Regions from separate parts of the Homo sapiens genome. Here region 1 is linked to region 2. The links are chromatin contacts, found by Hi-C or POLR2A ChIA-PET in ENCODE. All regions are on one chromosome and are shown on one strand. Each heading gives the region's core, a stretch centred on a gene start or an enhancer-like site at or near the end of the contact. The rest is flanking DNA. Distances are from core to core; before and after follow the strand shown.

What was found. Hi-C counts contacts between places; a loop is a spot of excess contacts on that map. ChIA-PET counts read pairs that join two places held with the same protein, here RNA polymerase II (POLR2A). Pooled maps may share reads with other maps.
Region 1: a loop to region 2 is called in a map of K562, with 7 times the contacts of the local background. The contact joins two enhancer-like sites. A Hi-C loop is called at or near these places in 1 of 168 maps with a recorded cell type or tissue (K562) and 2 of 50 pooled maps. POLR2A ChIA-PET finds 5 or more read pairs at or near these places in 2 of 52 experiments (CD8-positive, alpha-beta T cell and activated CD4-positive, alpha-beta T cell).

Annotation. Positions count from the first base shown.
Region 1 is chr10:124,716,370-124,721,185 of GRCh38, forward strand. The region is part of intron 1 of FAM53B (family with sequence similarity 53 member B); the gene reads right to left. Among named protein-coding and RNA genes, the nearest start is that of FAM53B-AS1, 15 kb to the left of the region's middle. Within about 2 kb of position 1,887, at least 33 of the 41 ENCODE cell types and tissues checked have a DNase peak (open chromatin) inside an H3K27ac peak, as active enhancers do.
Region 2 is chr10:124,586,459-124,590,983 of GRCh38, forward strand. The region is part of intron 6 of LHPP (phospholysine phosphohistidine inorganic pyrophosphate phosphatase); the gene reads left to right. Among named protein-coding and RNA genes, the nearest start is that of FAM53B-AS1, 120 kb to the right of the region's middle. Within about 2 kb of position 2,438, at least 15 of the 41 ENCODE cell types and tissues checked have a DNase peak (open chromatin) inside an H3K27ac peak, as active enhancers do.

The DNA.
Region 1 (4,816 bases), core at 637-3,136, 130 kb after region 2:
AGACAAAACAGTAAACTGAGCTGCTGAACCAAATCGGAACTCTGTTCTCCTGGACTTTTCAATGTTGTAGGGATTTTCTGCTTTTTAAAGCAAATAACATTTCAAGAGGAGGGGGAGGAATGACATTATTCAGGGACATAAAAGTGCTGGGATCCAAAAAGCCAAAACAAATCTCAACATGGGAATGAGACAGCCCATGTTGTTTCTTGAAACTGAAGCCAACTGCATGCATGACTTGTCAAGAGTCCATTTATCAATGAAAAATAACTGATGGACGAGCTTCCTATAGGCACTCCCATAATTCTCACGACCGCTCATGTCCTTTTAACCCACAAACACTATGAAAGAAGAGCTTGCTATAGACTGGAAGCTGCTTGACACACTCAAAAGGAAGGAGACGAGGGACAAGAGGCACGGAGAGAGGAGAACTCACACTTACCGAGTGGCCACAGAGCTAGATGCCGCCTTCTGCTCCAAACCGGGGGAAGGGAAAGAATGGGAAGAGAACCAGAGGACAATGAGGGGACCGCAGCGGGCCCCAAAGATAATCTACTATCATGTTAAGCCACTTAGCCTAAGACAACCATGACCTGTTCTTCAGTCGGACCTATTTATAAGTATACTGAATTTACTCAAACCATGACTAAAAACCAACAGAAGAGGGGTGGAAAAAAAAGATTTAAAAACAAAAATGGAAAGACCCAAACAAAAGGCTGTGTGGCCTAGGTGGATCAAGCAGGACTTAGGGGATGGGGGCTCTGGGCTTGACAGTGCCACTTACTGGCTCTGCCCAGTTTGCCAAGTTATTTCCCTCCTCGGAGCCTCAGTTCCCTCATGAGTCAAATAGGATGCTGGGCCAGATAAGCTCCGTTTCTGACTAGTGAGACTCTAACTGTAGTCACGTATCAGCTGTGTGGCTTCAGCCAGGTCTTTATGACTCTCTGGGCCTCAGTTTCCTCACGTGTCACAGGCAAATGGCAACTCTGGAGAGAGCATGAAAATCAATAGATTTGAAGGTACTGAATGAACTATAAGAAAGGACAGTAAGCTGATGATGCCTGTCCTGGAACAACTGCTATGCTGGCCTTTCCAGTCCTACTCAGACCTGACCTGCAGTTCAAGGTCCCAGGAAACTGGACAAAGGCAAAGGCCAAATCCTTACTTGCTGCCATCAAAGTGCCCTGGCTATGACCTCCCATAAAGCAGAGTCGGAGCAGGCCACAGGGACTCTTCCAATGGGTGGGACCGAGGTAGCGGGGAGGTGGTGTTGCAGAACCTGCCCCTCTCTTACATATCCATGGGGTGAGGATGGGGATGTATGCGTGATTGCATTTTCCAAGCTCAATCCTTATGCATACAGGGGCATCTTGGTGTCTTTCAGTGACGCTAACAACAACCTGATTTAGAGGAGTTTCTTGGAGAGCCAGGAAGTTAGCCAGTGACCAGTTTTGACATCTTCATCTTCTAGGACAACTCTCAGGACAAGAATCTCCTTTTCCTTTACAAAATGTTTATGAGCTCTCGGACTCTCCCTCTCCTGCAGGACAATCCACCCCCAGCCCAGGCTACAGACACAGCTTTCCTACCGGTGCAGCTCCAGTCACTCAGCAGGCAGGGAGAAGCATTCCTGTTGGTGTCTACAGCTCTCACAGAACCCCCAAAGACACTGCACAGAGGGAAGGTAATCTCTCAGCAGCTGGGCCTTGGAACACAGCTGCGAGGGCAGTGATCTCTTTATCTAGGAGGCCTGCAGGCTGGTAGCCCCAACACACCGGTCTAAGACTATATCACACTGGGACATGACAGGTGATGCAAGAAGGTCCCAACAAGCTCTGTAAGAACTGCTATAGGCACGAGAGGCACCAGGTTGCCCATGTGCCACCCACTCATCAGAGGTCACATCCTAACCTCAGCTCACACTTCAGGACTTCCCCCTTCCTGATCTGACTGAGTCATATCTACCAACCTACAGGGTCTGTTGTAGAAATTAATCAGACAGGCTCATCAATCACATGGTAAGCCTTCCGCCTTCTCCCTTCTACCCCCACATCGCGCTGCAAGCTCCACCACACATTCGAGAATGCCATCATCTGCCAAAACAAAACTGGAGGGACTCTAAGCTGCCAGGCGGGTCTGTCACATGACAAGTATACCCGAGCTCTGTGGCACCTCTCAGGTCAAACAGCCAAAGCTATCTACCTGACTCCTACTGCAGGGGAGGGTTCTGGAGGGCAGGATAAATTCTAGTAAGACTACTCCCACCACCAGCCACAGCACAATGGCGGGGGAGCCGCTGCATGTGTAACAACAGCCATCTGTCTATTCACAGATCAAAATAGCACCAGATTCTTGCCTCTTAAGGCAGAGAAAGAGATTTCTGCAAAGAAGGGCTTCACCGCCAGGCGCAGTGGCTCACGCCTATAATCCCTGCACTTGGGCAGGCTGACGCAGGTGAAATGCTTGAGCCCAAGAGTTCAAGACCAGCTGGGCAACATGGAGAAATCCCCATCTCTATAAAAAATTTAAAAAATAGCCAGGTATGGTGGCATACACCTGTGGTCCCAGCTACACAGGAGGCTGAGTAGGGAGCCAGGAAGGTCAAGGCTGCAGTGAGCTATGATAGCAACACTTCACTACAGCTTAAGTGACAGAGAAAGATCCTGTCTCACAAAAAAAATAAAAAAAAAGAAGAAGAAGAAAGAAGGAAGAAGACGAAGAAAGGCTTCATGAAGTCCTAATTCAAAGCTAAGTCCAGGCATTTGGCTTTAAATTACTTAGAACTGGCCACGGAATTAATCTAAGAAGTTTGGAGGAACAGCTGCTCAACGGGTCTTGAGCTCCTTCTTTATTTTTTGGCATGCCATGGGGGTGGGGGAACAGGAGAAGAAAGGGGCACCTCATTTGCAAACACTTGCCCCACTTCCTTCTAAGCACTCTGGATATGACAATCAGGCCTCCTGACTTAGGGCAAAGACCTGGGTGGAGGGGTGTTAAAGAGGAAATGACACAGCCAACCAGAGTCACCCGGCTTTAAAGCAAACACCTTGGGATGCCAAGGTGAACTCTTCTCGGCTTTTCGTTACAGATCTAAGCGAGAGTCAAAAGACTCTGGAAGAGTTAACCCAACTTCCAAAAATGAGTAATCATCTTCCTCGTTAGAAATGGCCCAGGCTCCAGAAACAAAGATTCATTCTATTGTTTGTCCGCAGCACACCCCAAAATGCTTGAAAGACTGCCAAGTACACCAGCTGCGGCTATAGCTGTCACTGTCCCCCTAGTGGAGCCATCTGAACCAGGCTTGGTTGTACTTCCCTTGCTCTCAGGAAGCTCATTCACTAAGTCAGCAGCAAAACTCTAAAGCCAGGCCTCTGAGCACTCCTCCATGCACCTCCCAAACCAAATGTGGACTGGCCTTCACCTCGCTGTGGAAAGGGGTTCTTCCCCAGTGTCATCTGGATGGAGTTCAAAAATGTGCAGGAGAAGGAAAAGTTACACATCAAAAAACCAACACGGCCGGGCACAGTGGCTCACGCCTGTAATCCCAGCACTTTGGGAGGCCAAGGCAGGCAGATCACCTGAGGTAAGGAGTTCGAGACCAGCCTGGCCAATATGGTGAAACCCTGTCTCTACTAAAAATACAAAAATTAGCAGGGTGTGGTGGCGGGCGCCTGTAATCCCAGCTACTTGGGAGGCTGAGGCAGGAGAATTGCTTGAACCTGGGAGGTGGAGGTTGCAGTGAGCCGAGATCGCGCCATTGCACTCCAGCCTGGGTGACAAAAGAGAGACTTCATCTAAAAAAAAAAAAAAAAACAAACAAACCACCAACACTGGCCACCTCGATCAGGAGCAGACCCAAGGGAGGTGGCATAGATATGTTCTCAGACTTAAAAATAATAATAATACCAGCCTAGGCAATATAGTGAGACCTCGTCTTGACAAAAAATAAATTAGCCAGGCATGGTGGCATGTGCCTGCAGCCCCAGATACTCAGGAGGCGGAAGCAAGAGAATCACTTAGGCAAGCCAAGGCTGCAGTCAGCCATGATCACACCACTGCCTCCAGCCTGGGCAATAAAGTGAGGTCCTAGCTTCGAAAATAATTTTTTTTTAAGTCATAAAATGTAAAAACAAAAAAAGAAACCCTATCCGACTGAATAACTGGATGGGATCAGAATTGATGAAATTTAACAAGTACTGGTCAGAGGTTGACATTGAAGCACCAAAACCCAGTTTCCAGTGTGCTGGATGAACAGTTAACAGCATGCCACCAGTCCTGACAAAAGCCTGCGTGGCAGGCAACTGTACTCATTCATTCAACAAACCCTTACTGAGTGACTACTTTGTGACTGCTGGGATGATGGTAGGGGCTGAAGACATGAACATACATAAGCCACAGTCCCCTCCCATGGAAGTGAAAACTATTAACAACTGATGGATGAGTGAAATAAAAACTAAATTAAAATGCACTAAAAGGCAGAGGGTATTATTAAAATATCTTGATAAAAATAGCATGATAAAATAACTGGGACCGCTAAAGTTCAGAAATCTGGGCCGGGTGCGGTGGCTCACACCTGTCATCCCAGCACTTTGGGAGGCCAAGACGGGCGGATGGCTTGAGCTCAGGAGTTCAAAACCAGCCTGGGAAACATGGCAAAATCCCATCTCTACCAAAAATACAAAAAAATTAGCTGGGCATGGTGGTGCATGCCTGTGGACCCAGCTACTCGGGAGGTTGGGGTGGGAAGATCGCTTGAGTCCGAGAAGCGGAGGTTGCAGTGAGTCTGGATCATGCCGCTGCAGTCCAGCCTGGGGGACAG
Region 2 (4,525 bases), core at 1,188-3,687:
CCAGGCCCCTGCCCTGAAGGACCTCCCAGATTTGTGGGGAAGACACAAACTCAGCACAGAATGGAAAGGGGCCTGGGGACACAGTGCTGTGCCGAGCTTGGAATTTGTTTCATGAAGGGACAGCCAGCAGTGTCTGTGCAGGTCCAGGGAGGCTCCACAGGGGAAGTGAGATTTGAGCTGAGGCTTGAAAGAAAGGTGGACCGAGAGGAGACGACTTTCCAGGGCAGGAAGTGGCCTGCACAGAGGCCCCGAGGCGAGAAGGACCACAACTCTCCTGTGGACCTCCTCTTTGTACGATCAGTTTTAATTACGCAAAAAAATTATGCAGTTAAAGCTTTGCTCATTTAAACAGACCTTCCCTGGATTAAGAGTAATTAGGTTTTATTGTCATTGTCTTGAAAATTGCCTTGCCATGGACCTGTGAACACAGAATTATTTATATATGTGTGCATAGAAATCATCTCATGGATTTTTTTTTAACTGAGATGAACTTGGGGGATTTTAAAGGTAACAAACAACCCCTTCTGGCTGGTGTGGGGGAAGCCCTAATTTGTAGTGCTTGCTACTTTTTTTTTTTTTTTTTTTTTTGAGACAGTGTTTTGCTCTCGTCACCCAGGCTAGAGTGCAACGGCACAATCTTCACTCATTGTAAAACCTCCGTCTCCCGGGTTCCAGCGATTCTCCTGCCTCAGCCTCCCGAGTAGCTGGGATTACAGGCACCTGCCACCACACCCGGCTAATTATTTTTGTATTTTCAGTAGAGATGGGGTTTGGCCATGTTGGCCAGGCTGGTCTCGAACTCCTGGCCTCAAGTGATCCGCCCGCCTCAGCCTCCCAAAGTGCTGGGATTGCAAGCATAAGCCACCGCGCCCGGCCTCCACTTTCTGTGGTGTAAATATTCCTACCATGGCTGATTTCCTCTGGGGAAGCCATGTCCCCTCCACTTCTACCTTCATGGTCTTTGCTTGTTTATTTTCAAATGTGGCCCAAATCCACCCTGAGGCAGGCGCAGTGGCTCACGTCTGTAATCCCAGCACTTTGGGAGGCCGAGACGGGCGGATCACCTGAGGTCGAGAGTTTGAGCCAGCCTGACTAACACGGGGAAACCCCGTCTCTACTAAAAACACAAAAATTAGCCAGGCATGGTGGCACACTCCTGTAATCCCAGCCACTCGGGAGGCTGAGGCAGGAGAATCGCTGGAACCTAGGAGGTGGAGATTGCAGTGAGCCAAGATCATGCCACTGCACTCCAGCCTGGGAGACACAGCCAGACTCCATCTAAAAAAAAAAAAAAAAAAAAAAAAAAACCAAAAAAACCCACCCTGAGTTTAAAAGAAAAAGGCTAAGAAATGCTTGCTGGGCTGTCTCAGGGGTGGCAGTGGAGCTCCCGTGCCTCCCACAGATGAGGACGTGGAGGCCCTGGCCGAGTGCTGAATGCAGGTTGGGGGACAGGGCTGCCGGCCTCTGTAAGGATGGGGACCCCAGACCCACCCGGTGGAGCTGGGGCTGAAGGCCGTGATAAACACAGCCTCACCCTGGCATTGCCCACCTCCACTGGCCACCAGCTTTGACGGACAGCCCCACTGCCACTGCCCCTCTCCAGGCAGGCCACATTCACAGGTGTTCTGTACAGAGAGCAGAAGTTTGAGAAAACGTGACCCACTGAACAGACACTTGCTGAGGCCCGGGGGCTTCATGTGTCAGGCCCAGAGGTGGCCACAGGCACAACACGCGTCCCTCAGCCTTGCCACCTCTGCTGCCCTCCAAGGTGCCCTGGGTCCAGCTGGCCAGAAGCACTGCTTTCTGGAGCAGCCACTTATGCTTTTACTTTTTTCTCTTCTTTTTTTTTTTAAGACTGAGTCTTGCTCTGTTGCCCAGGCTGGAGTGCAGTGGCACAATCTTGGCTCACTGCATTCTCCAGTTCAAGTGATTCTCCTGCCTCAGCCTCCTGAGTAGCTGAGATTACAGGCATCTGCCACCATGCCCGGCTAATTTTTGTATTTTTAGTAGAGATGGAATTTCGCCATGTTGACCAGACTAGTCTTGAACTCCTGACCCCAAGTGATCCGCCCGCCCAAAGTGCTGGGATTACAGGCGTGAGCCACAGTGCCCGGCCCAGCTTTTTCATTTTGAAATCAATACAAGTTTTTACAGATGTCTGCAAAAAATATCCATATTGATGGATCCTGGCTCCTCAGAATCTGAGGTTTTTACAAATGTCTGCAAAAAATATCCATATTGATGGATCCTGGCTCCTCAGAATCTGAGGTGACAGCAGCTTGCAGAGGACACTGCTCCCCCAACACTGCCTTCCAAGGGAGACATGCCCTACCCCAAGGCCTCCCTTGTCCCCTCCCTCCTCTGACAGTCAGGTCCAGGGGGTCCTGGAGAGGGCACTGGCCCACCCTCCACACATGTTGCACAGTGCCCTGGGAATGAGGAAGGAAGGGCAAAGGTTAGGGAAAACCAGACGTCAGTTTCTTGACCAGCCACAGCCGGTGCAGCGCGGTTATTTATAGCCCTGGTGGAGCGCCCATAAATCAAGGCTTTCCCCAGCAGCGCGGCTGTGAGGGCTCCGAGATGATCTCATGGTGCCCCTCCCTTGAACCATCCCAGAGAAAGGAGGCCTGTCACCTTCAAGGACCAATGCTTCTGCCGGGACTCAAGCAGAACCTGTTCCTGCTGCTGCAAGGTTTACAGGCAGCCTTGGGGACAGTCCGTGCAGAAATGTCAGGAGCCTTTTCCTGCATAAGGCATCTCAGAGCTTATAGCACCTCCTTGGCGGTGGCCGTGCTCGCAGCCTGATACATGGGACCTCTGTCTCACTTGCAGTGTGCACCGCAGGTCCTAATTCCTTATCTGTTCCAACCACAAAAGCTTCCACTGCTGGATGGAGCCCTGTTATCATTCAGGCTTCTGAGCCACCTGGAAGGCAAAGGCCTCTCTGTGAAAATGAAAACTTGGCTTTAAAAAGCTGGCATGGGCTCAGCCATGGAGTTGCTTAGATGTAGTTCACAATCTCGCAGACCCACGGCAGGATTCCACCCAGGAGAAGGTCCTGGAGGTGGCCATGGGGCTCAGCAGAATGAGCCGGGAGGAGCAGGACTGTTGACACGAGAGCAGGGGTCAGGCTCAGTGCACAGGTCCCAGTGTGCAGAGCTCACCCGGCCCCAGCTTTCATCACCCATCTGAGATCGGCCTCCTTCACTCCTGTTCTCTGGGACTTCCTTGTGTGTTAGAGACTCGAGCAAGACCCTTTCTTGTCTATCCCCGGACGGACCCGCCTTTCCCGCATCTCTGGGGGTGAGGTCGGCTCTCGTTCAGGCCTGCAGGGTCCCTGGTGCCGCAGCCCCTCTGGTTGGAAGGCCCCCTGCGTGCAGCCCCGTCCTCCAGCCCCGCTCGGCTCTGAATGAGTTCATTATGTCTCAGCGCGCCCTGGCCGCCAGGCTGGCAGTTCTTCGGGCTGGCGGGGCTCGGGAGCTGTCAGCCTGCCAAATCCAGTTGTTTGACTTCATGTTTCAAGGCCAAATCCTTTCAGGAAAGTTCTCTCCATCCCACCACTCCACCGCCCCCCGCCCTTAGAAAAATAAATGCGTGATTGACTGGCTTTGCAGGTTTTTTATCCATCGTTCTTTCCAAAGAATAGTGTGAACAGCTCATTCGATTCGTTCATGTGACGTCCTCCCTCTCCCAATCCCTGTCTCTCTCTCTCCTTCCACAGCCACATGAAATTGAAGTGGGAGAACATGGTGTGTGAGCATTATTGGGGGTGGGGTGCGGAGCAGGCACTGGCTTTGGTTGAGGTCTGCAAAGGAAAGCACCCCCACTGCCAGGCTGCTCAGGAGTGGCTCCCACCCTCGACTGCGGGGAAGTGCTGGAACCCTCCGCACGAGGGCAACCTTTCTTGGGCTCTGAAGGCGCCTCTCATCCTCTGAGCCAAGAAGACTTCTGACCCAGAATTCTGAGTTGAGTTCCGACGCAGGCGTGGGCGATGGTGAGCAACTCCAGGCTACCCCGAGAAAGCCGCTGTGTGACCCCATTAGGGGACTTGGCTCTCCTGCCAAGCCCCCACCCAGCACCTGTCCCTTGTGTCATGACTGGACTTGTTACTTCTAGCCCAGGAGCTCCAGGTGAAGGGGACTGTGTTGGTCCTGTCTGCCCAGGACTCTCCCCACCCGCACAGTGTACCTGTCCCACAGTGGCACCAACAAGGCTCAGCTGAGCCCTTGCCAGAGGAGACACGGTGGGCACCAGCCCCAGCGCTGCCACCTGCCTGCCTCCTCTGCCACCGAGGGAAGCCATGTCGCCTTCCTGAGCCTGCTTCTCTGTCCACAAAACAAAGACTAGATAATTAGAGTGCACACTTGGAGGGACAGGATGGCTTCGTATCCATCTGGCTGTGCCCTGTAACTCAAGGGATGGGACTGTGTCATTGGTAAACACTGCAACAGGCCTCCTTTCCAGGAAACAGGATCCCTGTCTCAGACAGAAGCAGTCTCGCCCATCCTGGGGCCTGAGAGCATCA